Linked DNA regions of Homo sapiens: region 2 is linked to region 1. A link is an interaction called in ENCODE POLR2A ChIA-PET data of the cell type or tissue named here. Cell type or tissue: Panc1. All regions are shown on one strand. Links, peaks and the distances in the headings refer to the core of each region. The heading gives the core; the rest is flanking DNA. Region 1 overlaps NKAIN2 (sodium/potassium transporting ATPase interacting 2). Region 2 overlaps NKAIN2 (sodium/potassium transporting ATPase interacting 2).

Region 1 (10,917 bases), core at 1,169-9,168:
TGCTTCACCTATCAGGAGCCCATGTAATTAAAATTAAGGAATTACTTCCTTAATTTAACTCTTTTTCTTTGTCTATATGTCAGTTCAAAATGATTAAAGTTACAAAATAGTAGAACATTTGATTAACTAAGCTGCCTCAGAATTTACTATTCCTCATGGAGCTGCTCCACAAATTAGAGTTTTTGCAGTTCAGTTTGCCTTCTGTTATATGTAAATAGGGTGACCATATAATTTATTACCCAAACTGATACACTGAGAGTTAAAGGGACAAGAAAGTGGGAAATAGGGCTAACCAGACTGTCCCGGGAAAACCCAGATGTGTAGTCACCCTAGATTGAAGTCACGTTAGACCAAATAAATATGGTCATTTGCCTTTACCTGAGCTGAAAAGAACTGTCAATCCAAGATAGTTCTCAGCAAGGTTGGTCTCAGGACATGAAATGTCACAAAACTGTAACTTCAAGGGGTTTTGTCATCTTCTCAAGACTGTCTCAGCTATTTGGGTTTTGCTGCCATCAGAGAACAGCAATGTCACAATTATAGCTTTGAGAGTATAAAAGGACACAGTTTTCTTTGAGAATCAAGAAGATATTAATAGCTTTCTCCCGGAGGGCTAGACAGGAGCAAAGTATTAAGCAGTGTTTCTTGAAGCTCTCATAGCGGAGGATGACTGTGTGATTGTCAACCTCTAACACATACCCACTGAGTTAGAAACTCCTGGACAAGGCCTACAAACACGAAATTTCAACCAAATCCATAAGTGAATCATATACACACTACATTTTAAATTTTACCCACTGATTTAAATTAAATAGGAATACTAAAATAATGTGATATAATTGCTAACTGCTCCCTTCCTTATTTGCTCCCTTTCCTTAGCTTATTTGCTATTTTAATAGGTGTCAAAAACATCTGCTAATTTATGTTTTATCTACATATTTGGGTTGACTTAAAGCATTTTCAGGGTTTTAAAAATTATTTCTTTCCCAGTGTCTCTGTCTCTCTCCCTCACATCTTTTCTATTCTCCTTTTACTTCTTTTTGTGTCTTCTTCCTCACCTCATCAGAATAGATGAATTTATTAGATCTTTCTCTCTATGCTTGATAATTCTTCCTCATTATCTCCACCAGAAAAAATAAAAAATGTATTTTTAATAAATATTAATATTTAATAAAATTAATAAAATGGAAAATGGAAAAGTGACAATACAAAATCCGTTCCCTCAATTAAAAGGTACTTCTCTAGCATTTTACCTATTTGAGTGGAGCAATGAAATCCACGCTCCCAGTTACTTTATTCTTTGCATGTAATGCTGTAGGAAATCTGTTGGTTACAGATTTGTAAGCTCTAGGCTCAGTGGCCTTACCACCTGGCTTTGACATTATTCCCTACAACAAAGCATCGTAAGACTTGAGGGCAAGATCTCTGCTGATTCATTGCTCCATCCCAAATAGCTCCTGGCAGAATGTCTTGTACAGGAAAGACACCCATTAATATTTGTCAAATAAATGAACAGAGGAAAAGAAAAACCCGGGCTTCCTCTAAACTTGTCACACTAAGCTCATGATTGAATCAAACACATAAAGAAACCCTTTCATGATATAAATGAGAATACTAACCCCTGCTCTGTGTGGCTTTGTAACAATATTTTTAACAACTAAGTTCAATCTTTTGTCAGTGTTATGACTCTGAAAATTAAAGAAAATGTTTTGTAGAAACAAATAATTAGAAATATTGCCAGGAAACTTCTGTACTGGTTGTTGTTACTTTTATTCGCTGGGTCTGTGAGAAGGTTGGTGGTATAGAGAGAGTTGTAAGAGGCATGATTAACAAGGGCTTATTGAGCCCTTACTGTTTGCATAGGCACTATTTTCAAACGGTGTAGCAAATATAAAAGATACAAAGTATATGACATTTTCTTCCTCTGTAGCATGCAAGCTTGGTGGAAGACAAGATTCGGAGCACAATTAGAGAACAATATGAGACTATGTACAATGAAGTGGTAAATTGAATATAATTAAGCACATTTTCCATAATTCCAAACTGAAAAAGTCAGAGGGGAAAAGACCGATGTTGGTTGCCAGTATAATAAAATATGTCAAAATTAACAGAAGATGGAATACATAGAATTTCAAATTCTATTGTGATGAATATTATGGGGTATCTCCGCAGTATATGTTTACTTCAAGTTTTCCTACATAAAATAATGAGAAAATGTAATTTTATGTCAGAATTTCCCATCGTAGATGATCTTGAAGAACTCTCATTTTATAAATTTAGGACAGGCTGCCATGGCTACCTAAAAGGAGGACAAAACTTTGTATTATGCAAAATAATTTCCTTTAAAGATATCTGTGTTTGCTGACAATGTTTGTACTGTATCTGTCCCTTCAGTTTACAGATATTAGGGAGCAGGGGGACAGTCTTTTTAGTGGAATTACTATAGCAGAGAGCGCAAGGCCACCTGTGCCTCCAATGGTTTTGTTTCTGTGCAATGTTCTTAAAGTTGACATATTTTCCTCAGTTTAACTCCTTTGGGATATAAAGGCATTTGAAAGATAAGGGTTTGGACTTTAGGAAAGACTTTAAAAGTAAAGATCTGAAGTTGAGGTTGGTGCCATTTTTTGTCACTTACACTTTATATGAATTTTAAATTTCAATTTGGCCTCATTTTAAATCCTCTCAAAGTGATAGTACCTCTCCTCACCTCTCACAATTCTGTATTCATAAATATTCTATTATTTCTTGGAAATATCTTGATCTCAGAGAAAAAAAAAATAGCATCCCAGGGCTGACTTTTCTCAGGAGACTTCTCCTTTTTTTTGCTTTTTTCAAATTTCATGTCAACCACATTTTTTTCCCAAAGGAGAATGTCTTTTTACAGAGAGAAAGAGTAGAAGTGAATGGTTGAATAAGTTTACAATCACACCTCTATCTGCTCATTGCACTTATTTAGTAATATCTCAGTGCTATAGTCTTTAATAGTATATATATTTTTAAAATACAATTGGTAAAGGAGTTTTGCTTTGAAGTATTAAAAACATCACAACATTTATCTGCAACTTCTTTTATTGTACATCCATTAGAAATATCCAAATGAAAGATAATTTTTAATTGAAGAAAATTACAATTTCACAATTTCTAGTATTTAATGTAAGTGATAAATGGAGAATAATAATAATAGAAATGATATATGCATTAAAAATACTTTATTGATGAAATCACTGCAATTAGGAAAAGTAAAAGGAAAGAGAACAGGATGACAGTCTATCTTCATTAAGTAGCATCTATACTGATGCATCGGTTTAGTAAATGAGTGAACTTGTCATCTGGATCACTCTGTTCACATCATCAGCCCATTCTTGCTCCTTCCAAAGAAGGGGTTAGAATCCATGTTTATAATTTTGAATTAAATTTCAAGAAAGGACCACAATTAAACAGAACAACAGTTGGTTCACATAAATAGGAGATTAATAACTTTCTAAGCAGATGGCTCAGTAAGGTCATTCATCAATGTGAGTAAAGATGAACTGTCAGCAATGAAGAGAATTGAAAATATGGAGTGGATAGTTTAGTTTGTTGGACATGGAGTTGTTGCTGGAAAACAAATTCAAGGAAATCTAGAAGGAGAAATAAACTTGGAATGCTATAAATACCTATTGTCAAACTTAGAATTTATACTGGTTTTGGAATAATTTAATCAGTCTCTGTAAAGACACTAGACTTCAAAGCTCATTTTAAATACTAATAAAGTGTGATTTAACTATATATTATTTAAAGAAATATTTTAGACAAATTAAATTTAGTGAGAGTTTATTTGAGCAATAAACTCTTCATGGATTGGGCAGCATCAGAACCAGAAGAGGTTCAGAGAGCTCCACCCAGAAGTGTGAGCAGTGAGCTTTAACAGGCCAAACATAGAAGCAAAGCAGGAAAGTAATCTGATTGGCTACAGCTAGGTGTCTGCCTTATTTGGGCATGATACAATGAGTTGTTTGCCTGCTATTGGGGCTGTTCACTCCTAAATTAGATTTCAATTTGTTTACCTACTGTTAGGTTGCAGTTCATTGTGTCAAAACTCAAAATATAGAGATAGTCTCAAGCTAATGGCCTATTGCTTATTTAACAATATCTATGATATTCACCTTATCATTGCCCCTACTGTATTGCAAAACTTATCCATCTTCGTTATACACACACACAAACATATATATATGTGTGTGTTTATATATGAATATATATGCATATATATAAACTGTTCACAACTTACAATGGTTCAACCTATGATTTTTTACCTTTACAATGGTACAAAAATGATATGTATTCAGTAGAAACTGTACTTTGAATACCCATACAACCATTCTATCTTTCACTTTCAATATAGTATTCCGTAAATTATATAAGACATTTCTTTATTACAATATAGGCTTTTTGTTAGATGATTTTGCCCAACTGTAGGTGAATGTAAGTGTTCTGAGCATGTTTAAGGTAGGCTACGCTAAGCTATGATGTTAGGTATGTTAGGTATATCGAATGCATTTTCAACTTAAATACTTTCAACTTATGATAGGTTTATTGAGCTATAACCCCATCATAAGTTGAAAAGTGTCTGTACAAAGATAGATTTATTGATAGATACATATATCTTGCTCACAAACCGAAGCCAAAAAGAACTAGCAGTGATGACATCCATGTTTTCATACCAAATGAACCAAACTTTTTGGCTTTACCATTGTCTCTTACCCATGTTGTTTGTTTTTCTTCTACCATTAATCTGTATGCTCTTTTAGGGTAAAGAATACTTTTTACTCATGGTGACTCCCTCTGCCTCCAGCACTTTCCATGTTATCAATGCAGACCGGGCACTCCATAAGTGTTTCATAAATTGAACTGAATTGTCTTCCTTATCATCCCCTTCAACAAGATAGAGGTAGTAAATGGCAATATATTTGGAGGGAGGGAGGTATAACTATCTAAAGCCTCAAAAGCAACAAAGGACAATAATTCAAATATCTGCTAGATCAGGCTACATGGTCATGAGGTGGGACACTGGTGAAGTGAAGGGAGTGTGCCCTCCCTACAGCAGTGCTGTGGCCACTCAAATCCAATAATTTCCTGCAGAACATGAGCCAAATCTCTATCTTGTCAAATCTTCCAAGTTTTAAGAAGCTAGAAACTCAAATATTGATGTGGAAACTTCTGATTTTATAATGCTGGCAAACGATTGGAAGTATTTTTTTAAACACTGCACCTGACAAATAAAATATTTCTGTGGGTCACATCCCTGGAGCTCACAATTTTCGACCTCACTCGGGGCAACAGAAAAGCTGACCAAGAAGGTCAAGATGTTAATTAGGCAGCTCTGTTGACCACAGGCAGATGCCTGTGGACTATAATTCTCCACCTCAATGTCACTTGGCTACAGGGTGGTAGTGTTAATGACATTCGAGGTAGGCAATATATGTATCCATGAAGGTTTGTCAATCTGCGGTGTATACACATAATGGCTGAAAATCAGCTGTCTCTTATTTGTTGCGGTTTGTTTGGTGAGACTCTGTGGGAGTATTTGTGGCTTAAGAGCTTGGAAACCTCAGTGTCCATGAACATAGGAATTGTTCAGGGAGGAGATGTAACAGGTGAGGCAAGAAACCAGAATGCCACCTTTAATTTCAGTTGTTGTCTGGAATGCAAACAATGCTCCTAGTTACCTGACCAATATTTCCCCTCAATGTAAATGATTTGGTGAAAAATGATACTCTTTCTCACAGCCCCAAGAGGAGGTTAAAATCCTCTTACAGCCTTATTTGAAAAGTAAAATTTCAAAAGAAAAGGAAAGAAAGACAGCCAAAGCAATCATTATAAAGCTTGAGGCTAAAGTCAGTTTTACTTTATTTTTTCATCACTCACCCTGGAATTGTTTGATAGGATGGTTTGAAAGAATTCGGGATGAAGTGTAGCATCTCCAAATGTTAGAAAATGTATACTAGAATATTTATAAATCTTGTTCCATTTTACGCACCCTAGATGTCACGATATATGGGAAATTTAAAAAAGTATCAGAAAAACTCGGCATGGGGGATGAGAGTAACGAGTGAAGATGATGAACATGTGTCTGATCGATGTGTCTCCCACTCTGTCCTCCACCTGCCTCTCACCTCCTCCCCTGCCTCTCCCACTAGCTTGCCCCCCTCCGGAAGCCCCACACATTTTTTTTTCACTTTTACATGAACGCAACATGCCACTTTTGAACTCACAGACTTCACATCTACCTGGAAATTCTGTTCTTTTTCTTTCAAAATTCATCTCCAAAAGGTACCGTAAATAGACAGAGTGGGGTAGTGATAGAGAGCTACGACGCCGGGGCCAGACTGCCTGAATTTGCTCTCTATTGTCATCTCTTTTCTAGCTGTGTAAGCTTGTGTCTCCTTTCCTTTGTCTTTGCAATAGAGACAATAATAGTAATCTACCTTAAAAACGAGGTTTGATGTTTAAATGAATTAGTAAATATACAGTTCATTGGAGAGTTGTAACTATATAGTAAACACAGTGTAGTGTTAATTATTTTATTATCACTCACGACCTCCTCCTCTGTGAAGTCATACCTGAGCTGGAGGCTAAAGAAGTGTCATGGCACCTTCAAGCACCTACTCTGTAAAACATTCTGCTACATTTGACTTTTATTCACAAATGCTTATGACAATGTATTATAATTATTGATTGATAGGATATGTAATATTGTATCTACTTACATATACATCTAAGCTGTAGGCTACTCAGGGGCACAAACAAGATCACATTATTTTGATTATATGGTATTATCTAGAACTTATCCCAGTACTTAACACATAACCGTCAGTCAAAATATGTCAATTTCCTGAATGAATAAGGATGTGCATGGGAGTTTATCCTAGTACTATTTCATGACTTGTATCTGGATTAAATATGCATTGGAAAAAGTACTGTATTTTTGTGCTTTTGACTTAATATTTGTCATAGCAAAGGGAGAACTAATATCTTTTTCAGAGTGATACTGTCTATGCTGGTTAATATATTAATTTATGCTACCACTTCTCTCTGCTTACATTAGTAAAGCCTGACTCTCTCAATTTTAAATACAGAATTATCATACACTTTGCTAGACACGCTTCATATTTCTGGGTTTGACACTAGTTTTCTGGAGTACAAGAGTGTCATTATGTCCTTATGTCTCAAATGCAATCTTGCCCCATCTGGATTCATGTTAGAAGAGGAAGCAGATAACAACTTTTCCTACTTCACACCTGTGAGATCAGTAAATTTGACCACAGATTAGAAATTTTAAAATGAATAAAATTTTAAGTGGCACTTCTGATGCAGTGTATTTTATGACTTTTTTTTAAAGAAATGTACTTGACCACCAATATATTATTTATAATTCAAAAAATCTGACTCAGAACAAGTTCTATTGTAACCTTATGCATCATCATTATCCTATTCTAGTAAGTATAAGGGATAGAATTTCCTTACCGCTACTGAATGCTTGACTTCAATCTAAAACACTCTTAATTTGCATTAAATTAAAGGCCACTTAGAAAAATTTAGAGAACACTTTTTTGTGTGTGCAGAAAACATTAATCAAGCAGTTTTCCTCTGACTTTTTTAACTGGAAATAGCTCATTTAAATATTATCCAAACTCTACTTCTTTTAAAATAATTTTTTCTTAGTATTTTATTACTGGTATTAGTGTAGTCATCTTCTTTAGTGATGTTAAAGCATCAGGGTTAAAGGGCTAGAAATTTAGCTTAAGACATAAATTAAAGGTGTGGGAATTATTTACTTTGGAGAAGAAAGAGATTAAGAAAATAAATGTTATTAAAACAAAATAAAAGGTAAACGCCATTTTATTTTGTTTGTTTGTTTGTTTGTTTATATTACTTTAAGTTCTGGGATACGTGTGTAGAATGTGCAGGTTTGTTACATAGGTATACATGTGCCATGGTGGTTTGCTGTACCTGTCAACCCATCATCTAAGTTTTAAGCCCTGCATGCATTAAGTATTTGTCCTAATGCTCTCCCTTCGCTTGCCCCCACCTCCCGACAGGCCCTGGTGTGTAATGTTCCCCTCCCTCTGTCCATGTGTTCTCGTTGCTCAACTCCCACTTATGAGTGAAAACATGCAGTGTTTGGTTTTCTGTTCCTGTGGTAAACACCACTTTAAATTATAGACAGATTTGGTGGATTAGAATAAAATAGTTGTTACTGTGTGTGTGTGTTTGTGTAAGAAAAGAGGTAAGTGTTTACTAGAAGATATTAGATGATCCCCTAGATGTTTATAATATAAGGAGTCTTTGCTAAGATCGCTTAAGTGTGACTCCGCCTTGAGGTATACATGTCGGCTAGACCAGACCTGCCACTAGGACTCAAGCTGGGGAGAATTTTGAGCACTTTGTTGTCAGCACCATTTAGAAGACAATTTTTTTTATCAGCTTTATATTCTACAATATGTGTAGACATCACTGAATTTCAATCTCATTTGCAGCTGAATAAACAAACGGTAGGTATTTCCAGTTTTTTTTAAGCCCTCTTACTTAGAATTACCACTCATTCTCATATACTAAGATTATATCATTTATGTTTTTAAATAAATATCCAACCCCTCCCCAGACTATATAGGTATTTTGGGCTGATTATATAATATTATATAATATATGCTGAGTTTTTATTTGAATCACTCTATGTTTTTGGAATAGAAAAAAATCTTAAATACAGGAACAGAGTTTTTATGTGAAAACTGCTAGGGGGAAAAAAAAATAAAAACTGCTAGGGGGAAAAAAAGCAAAAACAGTTGCTTTGCATTAATAAAAACATAAAGCCTCCTTTTTTATTATTTGTGATACAGCACCAATTTATCTTACATAAATTAAACTCATATAACTAATAGTAATATAGGCTAGCTTGCATTAATTTTTTATATGCATTGCACTATGGTAGAAGTATTTAAAAAAGAGAAATATTCAAAGATGGAGTTACTAGCCTGAAGAATACAGGGGAACTCTATGTGGAGATCTAATTCTTGAAGTCTTATACCTGTAAGGTGGCAGAAAATAGGGGAGGCTGAAAGTCAGTGAACCCCAACTTCAGTTTCCACAATGTACAACTTACATATTGTATGGCTCAAAAATCTCTGGAGCAGCACTTTCTTTGCCTATAAAATGAAACTATTGAATCAAATGATCCCTAAGGTCACTTCTAAGCTTTATGAATATATAGATTAAAACTTAGAAATAAGAATCCTAGGAAAGATATAATCACAATACCCAAAACTAAGTAGAAATCTTAAAGAGCAAATAGTTTCAAATCATTTCCAACTATGTATCCTTATATGATATATGATGATTACTGATGTGGTTATTATCTATTATTTGCATGAGAGAGTTTGGAGGAACATCTGACATTGGGGAACACCAACTCTGAAAATAAGGGAAATAAGATAGTCTTTTGGGAATTACACTGTTAAACTGACATGCTCAAGAGCCAAGAAATACAAAGTCAACTAAAAGAGAGCAAGTGACTCTCATGCCAGCAGGACTAGAATGTCACTTTTTGAATGTTTCAATATACCCAAAGCATGAACGTGTTGAACAGTAGTGGAATTAATCAGCCTTGGAAGAATAGAAAAAGAAGAGTTTGTGCACAAATGATAGCAGAGCTCTTGCAAGCAGAGTCCAATGGGAAGTGAGGCTGAGTGATTTAGGTATTTCCATATCAATAGCAAGACCACTGTGAGCTGAATACATCAGGTTATCTTACCCTGATGCTATTAGACAGTCCATTCATTCAACTCCCCTTGTTCTGACTTCCTGCTCACCAAGCTACCTTCCGACCATAATCTAGCCTTTCATGCATGTCTTCCTACTGAGAGAAAGTACACTGAGGATATCCACTTTGAATAAATATCTCCTGTTCCTAAAGCAGTGATTTTTTGTGGAGAATCAATATGGGTTTCTGATTATGATTTGGCTTCCCATGTGCTGGATCACAGGGAAGAGATTGTGCCAGTGTGACTATTCTAATCTAGATATTGTTTCTTATGGTAAATTAATAAATACATGCCCTAGTCTCATATGCCATTTAGAACATAAATCAGCACTTAGGGCAGGAAAAAGCCATGGATGCCAAGAAATGTCTGGTCCTTCAAAGCAGAGGGTCAAATTTACAGATGGGGCAGTTAATAAAAGCGCTACCTAGTGAGTTCTTACCTTCATCAAGCTAACCTTTCCTTACATGACACTCTATTCCTCAACCTATAATAAATATTCAATTTCTTTTTTTCATTCCCACATGAATGCAAGATTCAGAAAGGCAAAGGCTTGGTTGCCTTCATCACTCTTTGTCTAGTGCTTAGTACCCTGCCTGAAACCTAGAAGATGCCATTAAATATATGTGGAATAATGAAGCTTATTCACACTAGCTACCATTTCAGTCTTTCAACTTCATTGCTATAGTAATTTTAAGCAAGTAACCACAATTCACATTCCAGTAAAATGATCAGGTCATTTCAGCCTGAGTACCTTAATTCTCAAATCCTACACCTCAAGAATTCATTGAATTATGATTTTCCCTACCAAATTTTTTCTCCTCTCTTATTTTTAAAAATGAATCATCTGACTGGGCACGGTGGCTCATGCCTGTAATCCCAGCACTTTGGGAGGCCAAGAAGGGTGGATAACTTGAGGTCAGGAGTTCGAGACCAGCCTGGCCAACATGGTGAAGCCCCATCTCTACTAAAAATACAAAAATTAGCCTGGCGTGGTGGCACGTGCCTGTAATCCTAGCTACTGGGGTGGCTGAGGCACGAGAATTGCTTGAACCTGGGAGATGGAGGTTGCAGTGAGGCGAGATGGTGCCACTGCACTCCAGCCTGGGCAACAGAGCGA
Region 2 (10,917 bases), core at 1,868-9,867, 92 kb after region 1:
TCAGCTAAGAGTGCCAGTAAATTTAATAAAAATATTTGGGTTTTGTTTTACCCAAAAGTATACAAATAGGTGATAGAAGGTTTTGTTTTCTTTTGTTATGGAGTTATTGACTTTGTTTGTTTTGTTTTTCAAGCTCTAGCAGTACCTTTATAATATGTCATATATGCCCTTAAACCATCTCCTCTTCCTCTTCCTCCTTGTTTTTTTATTGGATAGTGTTTTTTCAGTAGTGCATGGAAAGACTGTTCTTTGCTTCTTTTAATGTCTTCATTTGTCTTTAACTAGGTAAACAGGATTTACTGCTACTGTAGCCTACCCAGAAAAAAAAAAAAAAAGTAGAACCTCAGAACAGATTTTCAATATGGATGATACCTTGTGGTCCATCAGGGATTAATAAACAACCCTTTCTGCCTCTGCTTCTGAAAATACTTTAGACTGCAGAAGATTTAGATACAAACGTATATGTCAGAGAGATTGACCAGCTCAGAACACCAGCCATCAAAACTCATTTAAGGGTTTCTTAGGGCAAATCTATTCTTACCAGGACAATAGCATGAATCTCAGACAAATATTTTAAAGATCTCATAACTCTCTTGCAAGAATTTTCCTTGAACTCCACTTATTGATTTGATTCTGAGAGCTTTATGAAGGTTAAATATTGTTCTGTGCATTCACATAATGCAATGGTCTTATATTGATAACAGTAGCCTGAGTAACCAAATTTTAAGCCATGTCTATTTTAAAACGAGAGTTCTGGCAGATATGAAGAAATCTGCTTTGTGACTTGAAAGGACATTTATTTTCAGAGGACTATGTTGCATTAAAAAATATTTCATTTTCCTATTACCTTAAGTGAAAAAGGAAATGGAATGCAAACTCGGCTAAAGTAGGAGGGTTCAAAGAACACATAGGTTCATATAGGAAGGAGGGCTGCAGGAACAGAAAGATGTGCTATCTTTTCTCACCCATCATAAGGGCCATGGCCAACACTCCTCTAAGTAAAGACTGGTTAACAAGAGAAAGGCATAACAAATTTATTTAAGCAAAATTTTATGTAGCATGATGGCATTCAAAATGAAGACCCAAAGATGCAGGGGAAACTGCTTTTGTGCTTAGGTTCCTTGAAGAATGGACAGCCTTGTAGACATGTGATTGGACATAATGGTGGGATCTAATGGCAATAGACTGAGAGGGCAAACTCATCTGTCTGTTCAGATTCTTCTTGGTCTCTCTGTGTAGCATTTCATCCTCTCAGGTAGGAGGAAGGACCTCTGTGAGAGTCTTCAGGGAGAAGGTAAAGAGTGATCTTTCTAGATTTGATTGCTTGCTTTGGAGGAGAGGGGTTCTAGCTTCCATGACCTACCTTGGAGAAGATGAATTCTGGTTTGTATGAATCACTTTGCATGCGAATGTGAAGTGGGAGACAGGAGGAAAGGAGAAGCTCAGAGAGAGAGTTTGCTTCTGAGGCTGCTTCTGAGGTTTTCCAATTTCCTTTCATTAAAAGTACTCAGTATGCCTAAGTGCCATATTTTGGGGCATCATTTTCCGAGCCCCAAAAGGGCCACATACAAACTGGTTTTGCTTCAGAGTTTTCTCCCTGCCGCAAGCCACCTCCCATGCCCTGAGACCTGCGGGATTGAAAATAGGCCTCCAGATTTGCTGTCTACCGGACAAAAAATGGATGTTCCTCTTATAAGCCTGATATTGCCTCATAGCTGGTCTTTCTTGTGCTATCATCATGGGAAAACACATAAATCCCTCATAACAGAAGCAAATACTTAGCTATCTGTGTCACCCTGACAAGTTAAATTGCTGAAACCTCAAGCATGTTTAGGTGTCTTCTTGAGAATCAAACCCAATTGATATGTTGTTTTCTGCGCTTGATTGTATAAATTTACAAAAAAGTAAAAGGATCTATTTTTTTTTTTTTTTTGCAGGAAAATAAGTAGCTGTATAGGTCAAGAAGATTGAAATAACAGAATTTAGGGAACTTGTTCCACAGTTGAAACAATCAGTACTTATTTAGGCTACTGTAATTTGTTTGACACTTGCATGAATAGGGGTTCCAAACAAGGTCACTTGCGATTTAGTAAGTGCCTCAGTAGCAAAGAAAACTAAAAGATGGATTTTTTTCTATTGACTCCCTGCATGACCTTCAATGAGTTATTTGCGCATAGCTTTTGTTACCTCCATTATAAAATAAAAATCATAATATTAATCGTTTTTCCCCAGGGTTTTCTTTAAATCTTGAAAAGTTTTTAAAAATTAAAGTGCAGTATAATCATTAAGGGTCTAAGAGTCAGAACACATAACCTGGGCATCTGCAGAATCCCTAGGTCTTAAAATTCCCAAAACAAATCAACTAGATTTTCACAATGTAAAGGTAATGAATATGACAACAGTAGTGGTGAGGTGAGATGTAGGAATCAGAAGAAGAAGGAAAAGATGTCTTGTGTTGAAAAACACAATTAAATTAATTAGATGATGGTGTTTCTGGCTTAATCCTTGGTTACTCAACAGATTTTTTAATCTAGTGGCTCATTAACCATGTAATACCTAACTTATATTCTAAGATTTTCATCACAATTTGTTTCTTCATATAAAACATCTATTATTTTTTCATATCGCAGTTATGAGTACACTTCTGTGTCTTTATCACACTAGAGCTCTCCTAAATGATAAACATTATGACAATTTAATATTTACTCTGTATAAGCTATGCTTTTATAAAGTCCAGCAGAAACTGATGCAGGATTTCAGCCTGCAAAATAAGTGTAGGTTAATAGGCATTTGTTTTTTACTTGCAGCACTTCAGCTAACTTTTCCAGTCTATATTGTTTCTGTTTCAAATGCTACATTTTATTATTCCTATAAAGCAAACATTAGGTAATATTTCTATTGTATACTAACAGGGATCAGCAAAAGATGTATGTACTAGAATATATTCTCTAAGAAGAATTCAGGGTTTCATTTAGTCCTGCCGCTAAAACTCCTATATCTTACACACTGGCACCACATAGACTTGAAATCCATCTTGGTGGCTGGTCTGTCTAAATGAGTCAGCAAGGATGGTGTGTATCTTACATTCAGAAGTCTTAGTTTGATGGGGTTGTACGATCCCTGACTTCATTACAAGTACACCTGTGACTGAACAGGTGATGAAACATGGAGCAAATACACAGAGACAGATGGATTCAGACTGGCATAATTGTAGTCTTACTTCATTATTATTTTCCCAGGCTCCAGGTGATTTCTATTTTTCTTTATAGCATCACTTGTCTCAGGAAGTCCCAGTGGACCTTGAAACAGAAGAGAAAGATGCATCCTGGTTTTTATCTAAGCCAGTTTGCAGTGTGGGCACTTCAGAGGGTTGTGCTATGAAAAAGCAATTAGCTTCTTGAGTCTAGGGTGCCATTTAAAATATCTAAGCTACTGTGCTTCATCATAAAATTGACCTTTTTAATTTTTTATGTTAGAAATCTCCACTAAAAGTGTTAGCATAAAAAAATGTGCAGCTCCAGGGAAAATATGAAAGGCTTGGGAAGGAGTAGTGAAAGTCTGTGTTACCCTGAAGAAAATTTGAAATCAGCTCCACTTGGATATAATAAATACCATGTCATGAAGTACCCTGTGCTTAATTTTTAAATAATTGGTATCATTAAGTAACATAACAATGACATAGCAACACCAGTTTTGCATAAGTAGGCAGGCAGTGTATCTTAGATTTACAACCGACTTACAATCTTGCAGGATAATTACTTTGCTCTCTAGAAAAGAAGTCCTTTTCTCATTACCTTTGACTGTCATTCCTATGCCATAATCATCTTAATGTGATTGTAATTTATGTATTGTGTTTTTCAAAGCTATATCAGATTTGCCATTTTAATTTTCCTGTCCAACTCCAAAGTTTCAGTGGGAAAAAGTCAACGTCAATTTACAAAACGTAGGGGGAAGTTATTTAGGAACAAGAGAATTTCCACAGAAGGTCATCATATTCATTTATGCATCCCATAGTTTTGTCACTGCCAGTAATAACACAGAATGTTTTCTAGAGGGGTGTAGAGGTTAGTGCAGGGTAAAGGTTGAGAGTTAAATTACTTGTGATCCAGGCCTAGCAATTCCACTCATTAACTGTAGGGCTTTTGGCAAATTATTTAACCTTTTGGTCCTTCAGCTTCCCTGTCTATAAAATGAGATTGCAATCTAGTTAGTTGTAGTTGTAGATCCACCCCAAAGCTTAGTGGCTTAAAGCAATAATTTAGTAATTACCTCTCAGAGTTCTGTAGGTTAACCAAGTTTGGCTATGTGGTTCTGGCTTGAGGAACTCAGTCACATGATGTCTGGGCCTGAGGGGAAGTCATGTGGACTGAGCATTCAAGGTGGCTCACAGTTGATGCTAGCCATTGTTGAAGCTTAGCTGGAATGTGAACCAGAGTGCCTCCTGATGGCCCTGCCATATACTTCAGCTTCTCATAGCATGGCAGCTCAGTTTGGAGGGGGACGGCAACCCAGGAAAGTGCCTTCCTAGTGACCCAAGAGGAGGCTGCAAGGCCTTTATGAACCAGCCTTGTTATACGGTTTTGATCTCTGTCCCTGACCAAATCTCACGTCAAATTGTAATCCCCAGTGTTGGAGGTGGGGCCTGGTGGGAGGTGATTGGATTACAGAGGCAGTTTCTCATAAATGGTTTAGTGCCATTCCCTTGGTGCTGTTCTTGTAATAGAGAGTTCTCATGACATCTGGTTTTTTAAAAGTGTGGAGCACCTTCCCCACTCTCTTGCTGCTGCTCCAGCCATGTAAGACATGCCTGCTTCCCTTTGCCTTCCAACATGATTACAAGTTTCCTGAGGTCTCCCCAGAAGCAGAGAAGATGCCAGCATCATGCTTCCTGTACAGCCTGCAGAGTCGTGAGCCAATTAAACCTATTTTCTTTATAAATTACCCAGTTTCAGGTATTTCTTTATAGCAATGCAAAAACGGACTAATACACCTTGGAAGTCACAGATTCATGTAATGGGAAATTAGACTCTACATTCTGATGGGAAGGGTGGCAAGATCACATTGAGAAGAGCATATGGAATGGGAGAAATCATTATTTTTGTCAACAAACAAATGGGGGAACAATTACATTTCCTTTTCTTTTTCTTTCTTTCAGTTAAGTAAGATTTAGAATCCAGCAGAATTCTCTGCTCAGAAAAAATACATAAAGAAGTGTGTATTTATAAAGATGATTTATCGATATATTTTTAATTTCACATTTTGATGACTTCCAACACACCTCATTACTAATATTCAGAACAACCTGCTTAAGTGAGTGACTCTAATTATTGTTCTACACATGAATATTATGGGAGTTAGATGAAAAATCAGGCAAAATCTTAGAAGTCACAAGGGAAAATAACTCATGCATTAAATATTTTAATAGGATCTCACCAAGATGTGGGAAAGAACATTTAAAAATACACTTCCCTCTGAATTGATTAGTATTACTTCTGTTCGCTCAGAATCTCATTAATGAAAACTCAAAGTGTTGAGTTACATCAGCAACTTTTTGCCAAAGCAAGAGGTTCATAACAACTGAGAAGTTTATTATAGTCACAGTTAGAAGACTTTATGTCCAAAACACAGTTCAGTCCCTTGTAAATGTCAGATTACAAACCTCAGTTTGCAAATGGGTAACAGTATTTTATTTCTGCCAGCTTTCTTCAAAAATGAACTAATAATTAAAGATAAATGATAGAAGCTATAACTGACCAAAGACAGGAAGTTGTGCCCCCAAAACAGTTACTAGCCAGCTCACTGATTTTAACCTAGAGGCTAACTTAACTTATAAGCATTTAGAGCAAGAGGAACATAAAATTTCTGACATGAACCTAGAGAGAAAAATACACCTAAAAAAATTGAGTGCCCTAATACAGAAGCTCATTTTCCAACCTCAGATAACAGATTAGGGTGCTTTCCTTAAATTCCAATAAAAAGGAATCTACTAGGCTCTTCATATAGAAATTGTCTCTTTCCTGACACACACACACACACACACACACACACTCTCTCATCATGAAAGAGACAATTTCTATGTATGCGTGAATATAGAAAATACACACACATATAAATATTGTAATTAGAACATTTTAAAATAATGCCCTAGAATTCTGAAATTTTGGAGACTAAGTTCTGTAACACTTCCAAAACTAAGCTTATTATAAAATATTTTATTTATTCATACACTGTGATCATCTAGAATTTTTGGCATAAAAATTCTAGTTGATAAAACTAAGGAGAGAGATACACACACACACACGCACACACACACACACACACACACACCGGATGACATACATATAAAAAACTGAGCTAAAACTTTGGAATTTCATTTCTTTTTTTATAATGTTTTACCTTCTCTTGATTATTTCTGTTGTAATACTATAAGAAAGGATGTTAAATTGTGTGATCTTTCAAAGTCTTTCTTAAGGACAATTAATTAATGGTGACTTTCTTTGTTTGAGCTGCTCAACTTAAACATCTGTCCATATGAGTTTTATACATAATGTTGAAAAATATACTCAGAAGAGTATTAAGTATGTATTTTTGCGATTTGTTCTCTGTCAACTAAAAAGTTGATATAGCTTTATAAAAATTAAACAATACAAACTGGCACAATAAATAATAAACTGAAAACAACTAATTAAAGGAAGCAGAGAAGTAAGTGATAAAGTGAGTTAACTGGGATCTATTACCTATAACACTGATATAATAATTGTTTCTCAGGAGAAAAAGAAGCATGACAATAGATATAAAGAAAATTTTATTTTTCTAATCAACAGGAGCGTACATACATTTACATGTGTTTCTCTTCTTTGTGTCATTATCAAAGTTTGAGTCTTAGTATTTTTTACATTAAGAACCTAGAAATTTTTTGGAACTACTTTTGGTCAGAACCAGTTTTGCCATAAGGATCAATCACTTCATTTTTTTATTTATCAAGATTATTGCATGGCCTAATAGAACATGTTTTAATAAAGACATCACAAATTTTTAGGATATTTTGAGAGTAAGATTAGTCCTGTCCCTCCATCCCAGGTTGGGCTGGGCATTTGTGCTAACCTCTGGAACTACAGTGAGCCCATAAAGGAGAACTATGCAGATTCAAAGACTTTGGACATGGCTACAGTTTGAACTATTGGTATGTTCAAAACATTCCTCATGGAAGAATAGTTTGAAGTTGGGTTACATTGAACTGACAGATACAACAATTTCAAATACTGCTATATATATATTTGCCTATCAAATATGCATGATAAAAATGACAAAATATCAAAACCAGGCATGGGAAGCATTCCAACTCCATTAGAATCCTTTTTGAATATTTGATATTCATTTTTTTGTGTGGATAAATAGATCATATTTTGAATTTCATGAAAATGCCAACCTTATAAATCATAAATATGAAACCTTGTAAATCATAAATCCAAAACTTTTTTGAGTGTGATATATTTACAGTTAAATATAAGGACAAAGAGCAAAAAGATATTTATATTGACTTGAATGATGAGTAAGCATTGTGAATTGTCTCCATGAATTCCATATCTGGCTGAGATGAACAGCCAGCAAATTCTTGCCAACACGGTTTTCATTTTCTTTCTTAATGGGGCTTTTTTAGATACATTACAGTGTTTAAGTAAAGTGTCAGAAGAAGTCAATTTGTGGCCAAGAAAACGTAGAGGAGGGGGAGAAAAGAAATAGTCTCATGATGCTTGTTTCCCACTTCCATACTCATCACACTCCCCATTTCCCCACCTTGATGCTAGTATTGTTCTTTCTCCATTAAATCATCAATGCTTATTAGCCTTCTGAGAGCCACAGAATGTAAAATTTTGAAAGCCCAACTGCCAGCACAAATGCCCTGACATCGGTCATTACAATTCCACGCCCTAAAGGCAATCAGAGCTTTTTTAGTCATTAAAAATGCAAACATAGCATTGAAACTACAGCGACATTATTTCAATGCTATGTGGGTAATTTTCCAAATGGAATATATTCCTTAAATATATGGTTTCATAAAGTTAAATTTGGCTCACTGCTTTATTCACATGATAACATTTTTATTTGAAAACAAATTAAAAGTAAACTCTGTGGGCTTAAAAGTCATCTTGAGCTCATGTGCTGGATAGAGTAAAAGTTGCATGCAAAAAAAGGGCATTACTACTTGTTTCCATCATTCTACTGGGTATATTTAAATTCAGATTCATCCAGTACTTTGTCAGCAAAGTCATAAACCTTTTACAAATGTATTGTCACCAAAAGACAAAAACTACAATCTGGAACAAACCAATGATCCTTCAAGACTACCTCTGACTGGATTTACTCTGGGAATTTTCAAAAGTAGGTATGATATGTCCTCCAAAGTGGGAAAGACTAAAGGAAAAAAAAACAACAAAAAAACAAAGACCTACATGAGAAATTTTCTTCCAGACCTTAGAGAATCAACATAAACTTTAAATCATGAGTACTGATTACCGCTTAGCATTGTTTCCTTACTTGGGCAACTTTGGAAGGTGCCTATGATGATTGTATATAGCACAAAATTCTGATATTTAGTTTGGCTATTTAATTCACACATTTCTTGATTTTCATATAATGTTTCAATAATTACATTAATCCATGCATTCAACTGTACTTTTTAGTCTGTGGTACTGTAGACAAGAGAACAAGAGAAGGAAAAAAAGATACCCAGAAGATTGTACAGACTAAACACTGGAAGCTCTGACAAGTGTGTGGAAAACACTTATCAGTCCCACGAGCACAAGCCTAGTCATAAAGGTTGATGCCTTTTGCTAAGAAGTAAAGAAGTGACTCCGTGCTGGCTCTGACATATCTGTTAGGAAATAAACAATCTTCTCAGAATACAAGTGTGAGACATAATTGAGCATCTGCCAAGAAATATAAAATTTACCAACAGATAGGGATTTGTGCCAGTTTGTGGGTGAATCTGGAATATGCCAGCAGAGATCTGGAATATATGTTTAGTAAATTCAATGTCATATAGGACATAAAAAGGCTTTTTCATGTATATCTGCCATCTGAAATGTATGTCTCTAGAAAAAAAAATAAAAATAGAAATAAAGAACTAACTAAATTTATGGTACCGAAGAGTAGTATTTGTTTTCCAGAATCATAATTGCATGTATACCAAAATGGGAGTTCTGGAAAAACGTTGGTGTAGATCATGAGAAAGGCCCAAAAGGCAAGTCACAATGACAAAAGAACTATTTATAAGAAGAGGCTCACTAACACATTGATTGAGAGAAAAAATGCACTGAGGTAAAACCAATTTGAAATGTGTCATAGATTGAAGAATAAAAATTAATATATTCATTAAACATTTCTTGAAACAATACCATGTAGCAGACACTCTGTTTAGAGCTTCCTAGAAAAAAAAATCACAAAAGACTATAGAAAGAAGAAATACAGAGCATTGGTCACAAATGTTATAATTTCTATACTCAAATTCACAGCAACTAAATAAACAATGTAAGTTGAAATTTAAGTACAGGGTTACAATTAAAATCCCACAGGTACTTATACCCAAGACAGACCAAGATGGCTGATGAATTCTGAATAGCAGTGGAAGGCTAACTTGTTCCAAATAATAATAATAAAAAAACATGTTGGAGAAGAGCATATGTCACAAATACATACCTATAAGGAAAAACCATAACCCTACTGGGAGAAAATAATAGACAATGTTTGACTGGAAACAAAAAGTGAGAGAGAGAGGAGTGAGAAAGAGACAGAGAGAGAGAGAGAGAGACGTGCATATGATACACCCTCCTGGTTGGATGTTTGCATTATCCTAACACCAATTAAAGGCAATATACCTTAATTCTGAGAGACTTTCATTATCTGAAAATCTACTATGATTTATATCCTGATAGAACCAGAGCGTCTAATACACTCTCTACTTAACTTCCTGGTGATTTTACCTCTCAGCAGGAAATGGAAACAACAGAGGGAGTGCTATCTGCATTTAATTTTTACCACCCAAGAAAAACCAATTAACAATAAAATGGAAAAATGGAAACTTTCTGTGAATATATTTATTTAATACTTATAATGACCATAGGAAGAAATAATTTATTTAATTACAAATCTACCCTCTTTTCTTTAAAAAAAGTTTCTGCTAAAAGATAGATGTCATCCAATGGCCAAAAGCTCTTAAAAGGAATATGGCTTGGAAAGAAACTAGATGCTTCCAAGAACAAGATCATGATCACACAAAGACAAATGTGATAAATAGTACTAGGAAGGAATAACTAAGTAGATAAATGAATCTGGATGCACAGAGTTTTCTATAAGCTCTTAATGAAAAGGAATACATATAAAAGATTGGGAGTCCTTTAGTTATTATTAAGCAGTGCAAGCTGAGGCCTGTGAAAAATAAACAGAATAATAAAAATGACTTTTTAGTATGTTCAGAACAAGATAAAAATAAGAGAGGAATAATCTGCTGTTAGATGGCTTATAAAATGATACCACATGACACAGAAAATGCAGAAATTCCCAGCTGCTTTCTTGTTGTTGTCTGTCACAGACTGATGTGGGGATAGTGAACATTGTAAGAAAGAATTGAACCCTAAGTGGAGAAAAGAAGAGTGCCTGCCATGGGTACAAGTCTCCTGTTTGGTAAAAATTGCATCCCAGGGTATTTAAAAAGTTTGTGAATAAGATGGTTGAGATGTTATCAGTAGCATTTGGGGAATTATGAAGATGGAGTCATTGGGAGACTAGAAACAGGCAAATTATGTCCTGATTTTCAAAATCTATAAAAACAAGCTTTCTGAAGGGAACGAGTTTTTTTGTAGAGTCACAGTAAAATCATAAGACATACTGTTAAACCCTGAATTTTGAGCACCTAAT

The links. ChIA-PET counts read pairs that join two places held together with the same protein. Peaks named below come from ENCODE experiments on the same cell type or tissue, not always from the same donor. Only the 100,000 strongest peaks of a DNase experiment are listed, where the experiment ranks them.
Region 2: POLR2A ChIA-PET joins it to region 1 with 10 read pairs; 2 of 35 experiments call an interaction of 5 or more read pairs at or near these places.

The regions. Positions count from the first base shown.
Region 1 is chr6:124,603,466-124,614,382 of GRCh38, forward strand. The region is part of intron 3 of NKAIN2 (sodium/potassium transporting ATPase interacting 2); the gene reads left to right. Among named protein-coding and RNA genes, the nearest start is that of RNF217, 350 kb to the right of the region's middle. In Panc1, for the core only: no CTCF peak of the experiment used is centred there; no DNase peak of the experiment used is centred there.
Region 2 is chr6:124,694,852-124,705,768 of GRCh38, forward strand. All of the region lies in intron 4 of NKAIN2 (sodium/potassium transporting ATPase interacting 2), which reads left to right. Among named protein-coding and RNA genes, the nearest start is that of RNF217, 260 kb to the right of the region's middle. In Panc1, for the core only: no CTCF peak of the experiment used is centred there; no DNase peak of the experiment used is centred there; H3K27ac peaks cover 1,313 bases.